Linked DNA regions of Homo sapiens: region 2 is linked to region 1. A link is a loop called in an ENCODE intact Hi-C map of the cell type or tissue named here. Cell type or tissue: PC-3. All regions are shown on one strand.

The links. A loop is a pair of places that touch in the nucleus more often than their neighbours do. Peaks named below come from ENCODE experiments on the same cell type or tissue, not always from the same donor. Only the 100,000 strongest peaks of a DNase experiment are listed, where the experiment ranks them.
Region 2: a loop joins it to region 1, with 13 times the contacts of the local background. A loop is called at or near these places in 1 of 110 quality-filtered maps.

The regions. Positions count from the first base shown.
Region 1 is chrX:84,041,509-84,044,008 of GRCh38, forward strand. No RefSeq gene overlaps it. Among named protein-coding and RNA genes, the nearest start is that of RPS6KA6, 150 kb to the right of the region's middle. RefSeq lists an enhancer at 2,464-2,500. In PC-3, no CTCF peak of the experiment used is centred here; no DNase peak of the experiment used is centred here.
Region 2 is chrX:83,965,086-83,967,585 of GRCh38, forward strand. No RefSeq gene overlaps it. Among named protein-coding and RNA genes, the nearest start is that of CYLC1, 110 kb to the left of the region's middle. In PC-3, no CTCF peak of the experiment used is centred here; no DNase peak of the experiment used is centred here; H3K27ac peaks cover 440 bases.

The sequences.
Region 1 (2,500 bases):
ACTTCTGGTACTATGTTGAATAGGAGAGCTGAAGGTAGGCATCTTTGCCTTGTTCTAGTTCTTAGAGGGAAGGATTTCACAGTTTCTCCAATCAGTATGATGCTAGCTCTCGTTTTTCATATATGGCTTTTATTAATTTGAAGTATGTTCCTTTCATCCCTAGTTTGTGGAGGGTTTCATTCATGATGGGATGCTTGGCTTAATCAAGTGTTTTTCTGCATCTATTGAGTTGATTATATGCTTTTTAAATTTAATTATATTTATGTGGTGAATCACATTTATTGGTTTGTGAATATTGAACCGTTCTCCCATTCCTGAGATAAAATCCACTTGATCATATTGCATTATTTTAATGTGCTATTGAATTTGGTTTGTTAATATTTCGCATCTGTGTTCATCAGAAAGTTTGGCCTATAGTTTTCCTTTTTTTCTTGTCCTTGCATGGCTTTGTTATAGGGATTATGCTAATTTCATAGACTGAGTTACAAAGCATTACCTCCTTGATTTGTTAGAACAGTTTCAGGATTGGTATCAGTTCTTCCTTGTACATTTGGTAGAAAGCAGCTATCAATGTGTCTGGTCCTGGACATTTTTTTCTTGGGAGGTTTTTTTTTTTAATTACTGATTCAATTTTACTACTCATTATTGGTCTGTTCATTATTTCTATTTCTGGTTCAATCTTGGGAGGTTGTATGCTTCCAGGAATCTATCCTTTCACTCTAGTTTTTCTAGTTTATGAATGTATAGTTGTTCATAGTAGCCTCTGATGATCTTTAGTACTTCTGTGTTGTCAGCTCTAATGTCACCTTATCATTTCTGATTGTGCTTATTTGAATCTTCTCTTTTTTGGTTAATCTAGGTGGCAGTCTTTTCTTTTATTTTTTCACAGAACCAACTTTTCATTTTGTTGACCCTTTTTTTGTCTTAATTTCATTTAATTCCACTCTAGTCTTTGTTATTTCTTTTCTTCTGCTAGCTGTGGGTGTGGTTTGTTCTTCTTTTTCTATTTTCTTGAGGTGCAGCATTAGGTTGTTAATTTGAGTCATTTCTATCTTTTAAATGCATGCATTTATTGCTATATTATTTCCTCTTAGCACTGCTTTTGTTGATCCCAGAGGTTTTGGCATGTTGTATTCTTATTTGTGTTCCTTTCTAAAAAAAAAATTATATCCGCCTTAATTTCATTGTTGACTCAATGATTATTCATGAGAAGGTTGTTAAATTTTCATGTATTTGTATATTTTTGAGAGTTCCTCTTGGAATTTATTTCTAGTTATATTCCATTATGGTCCAAGAGGATTCACAGTATCATTTCAATTTTTAAAATAAAATTTATTGAGACTTATTGTGGCTAGGCCCGTATCTTCTAGAGTCCAATTAAAGTCCAGTGTTTCTCTGTTGATATTCTGCCTCAATTATCTGTCTATTGCTGTCAGTGTGGTCAGTGTGGTTTGAAGTCTCCCACTATTTTTATATTACTATCAATCTGTTTTCTGAGGTCTAGTAGAATGTTTTTAATGAGTCTGGGTGCTCTGGTTTTTTAGTAGCTTGCTATATAATCTTGTTATATAAGAAGAGTTGAATCAATCTCTTTATATAATGACCTGTGTCTTAGTTCATTTTACATTGCTGTAAAAGAATACCAGTGGTTGGGTAATTTATAAAGGAGCTTCCTGAATTTTTGATTTTTTTTATTTAAGCTATCTATTTTGTTGAATAATTTTTTCCTTTATTTCTTGTATCTTTTTTTGGATTTCCTTGCATTGGGCTTCACCTTTCTCTGGTCCCTCCCTTATTAGCTTAATAACTAACCTCCTGAATACTTTTTCAGGCAAGTCAGGAATTTCTTCTTGGTTTGGATCCATTGTTGGTGAACTAGTGTGATTTTTGGGGGGTGTTTTTGAGCCTTGTTTTGTCATATTACCAGGGATGCTTTTCTGGTTCCTTCCCATTTGGGTAGGTTCTGTCAAAGGGAAGATCTAGGGCTGAAGGCTGCTGTTCAGGTTTTTTTTTTTTTTTTGTCCCACAGGGTGTTCCCTTGATGTAGTACTTGCCCCCTTTTCCTGTGGTTGTGGCTTCCTGTGAGCTGAACTGCAGTGATTGTTGTCTCTCTTCTGGATTTAGCCACCCAGTGAGTCTACCCAGCTCCTGGCTGGTGCTGGGGGTTTCTACACAAAGTCCTGTGATGTGAACCATGTATGGGTCTCTCAGTCATGGATACCAGTGCCTGTTCTGGTGGAGGTGGCAGAGGGTGCAATGGACTCCATGAGGGTTTTTAGCTTTGGTGGTTTGATGCTCTATTTTTGTGCTGATTGACCTCCTGCCAGGAGGTGGCACTTTCCAGAAAGCATCAACTGTAGTAGTGTGGAGAGAGACTGGCAGTGGGTGGGGCCCTAGATCTCCCAAGATTGTATGTCCTTTGTCTTCCACTAGCAGGGTGGGTAGGGAAAGACCATCAGGTGGGGATGGGGTTACGTGTGTCTGAGCTCAGACTCTCTTT
Region 2 (2,500 bases), 76 kb before region 1:
AGACAATAAAAACAATTGTTAAAGAAGCAAAAATTAGTGGGATCCAATTAAATATAACAGCTTCTGCACAGCAAAAAAAAAAAACTATCAACAGAGTAAATGAACAACATACTGAACAGAAGAAAATATTTTCAAACTACATATCTGAAAAAGGTCTAATCTCAAGCATTTATCAGGGATTTAAAAAAATTTACAAGAGAAAAACAAATAATCCCATTAAAAAGCAGACAAAGACATGAGCAGACACTTCTTCAAAGAATATTACATGTGGCTAACAAGCATATGAAAATAAAAAAAGCTCAGTATTACTGATTATTAGAGAAATGCAAATCAAAGCCACCATTAGCAACCATCTCAAAAAAGTCAGAATCTGTTATTCTTTAAAATCAAAAAATAACAGATGATGATGAGGTTGCTGAGAAAAGAGAACACTTATACACTGTTGGTAGGAGTTTAAATTATTTCCATTATTGTCAAAAGCAGTATGATGATTTTTCAAAGAGCTAAAACCAGAATTACCATTTGACCCAGTAATCCCATTACTTGGTACATACTCAAAGAAATATAAATCATTCCACCATAATGCACATGCACACAATGTTTATTGCAGCACTATTCACAATAGCGAAGACATGGATTCAACCTAAATGCCCATAAATGACAGAATGGATTAAAAAAATGTGGTACATATGCACCATGGAACACTATACAGCCATACAAAGAAAAAGATTATGTCTTTTGTAGGAACATGGATGGAGCTGAAGGCTATTATCCTCAGCAAACTAATGCAGGAACGGAAAACCAAATGCTCCTTGTTCTCACTTACAAGTGGGAGCTAAATGATGATAACTTATGAACACGATAAGGAAACAACATACACTGGAGTCTACTTGAGGATAGAGGGTGGGAGGAGGGAGAGAAGCAGAAAAAATAACTATTGGGTACTGCAATTAATTCCTGTGTGGTGAAATAACCTGTACAACAAACCCCCGTGACATGAGTTTACCTATGTAACAAACCTTCACATATACCCCCAAACCTTAAATAAACAAAAGAAATAAATATAAATTCTAGAGATAAAGAATACAATAATTGAAGAAAAAAATAGAAAGCTTTAACATCAGACTTGATCAAGTAGAACAAAGAGTCAATGAACTAAAGATATGACATTTGAAGTTATCTAATCAGAAAAGGAAAAAGAAGAAATAATGAAGAAGGACTACATCAACAATGAAGCACCATCAAGAAAACAAACATTGCATAGTAGAAGTTCCAGGAGAAGCGAGAGACAAAGAACTACAAAGCAAACGTAAAAATAAATAAATAAGCCTAAAAATTTTCCAGACCTGGGAAAAGATGACATTATTTGACTTCAGAAATAAGATTACCTCCTGTTTACCTCTGCTATCAATGTTCCATGCCACCCTGGTGACTCAGGAGATTATGAGCCTGCTCAACTACACAGTATACCTCTACTACAAATGGACTTTAAGTAACACTAAGTTTACTTATAACCAATAAAATCATGCAGTATCTTCACTACTTCAAATATAGCCAAAAGCAAAGCCAAATGCCCTATTCAATAAACAGCATAGTCATATCCTCATGAAATAAAATGTCTTGCCCCAATAAAAGTAAATTTAAAAATAAGAAGTTACTGTTTTTTGAGGTATGAACAAATAAGTGTAATACCAAAAATATGAAAAGTCAAGTATTATGACCCACCAAAAGAAACAGTATTTCTTCAGAAAAAAAATTCTAACCAAAAAGAAAATCCTCAAAATTCCAAATAAATAGTTCAAAATTTTAATTTTAAGAAAGCTCGATGAGATGCAAGTGAAAACTGAAGTCAATAAAAATAAAATAAAATCAATGACAGATGTAAATGAGAAATTTACCAATGAGTTAGATATCTTTTAAAAAATGAAACTTCTGGGAAATAAAAAATTATAGTGGAATTACAAAATACACGAAAAACATCGATAATAGACTGTACCAAGAAGAAGGAGAATATCAGAACTGGAAGAAAGGTCTAGCTTAATTAATTAAATTAATTCAGTTAGACAAAAATAAAGAAAAAAGAATTAAAAGAAATTAACAAAGCCTTCAAGAAGTATGGGACTACGTAAAATGACCAAAGGTGTAAATCATCAGTATTCCTAATGGAGAAGAAAAATAAAGTTTAGAAAACCTACTTAAGTAAATAATTAATGAAAATTCTCTTACTCTAGCAAGAGACTTAGATATCCAGAAACAGGAGGCCCAACAAAAATCAGAAAAAAATACAATTTAAGATGAAATTCACCATGACATTACACAGTCATCAAACTGTGTAATGTCAATGTGCAATTAAAAAAAAAAAAACCTAAAATTGGTGAGGCAAAAATGCCTAGTCACCTATAAAGCAAATCTCATCAGACTAACAGTGGACTTCTCAGCAGAAACCATATAAGGCAGAAAAGGTTGAGACCTTATATTTAAAGCAGTAAATAAAAAACAG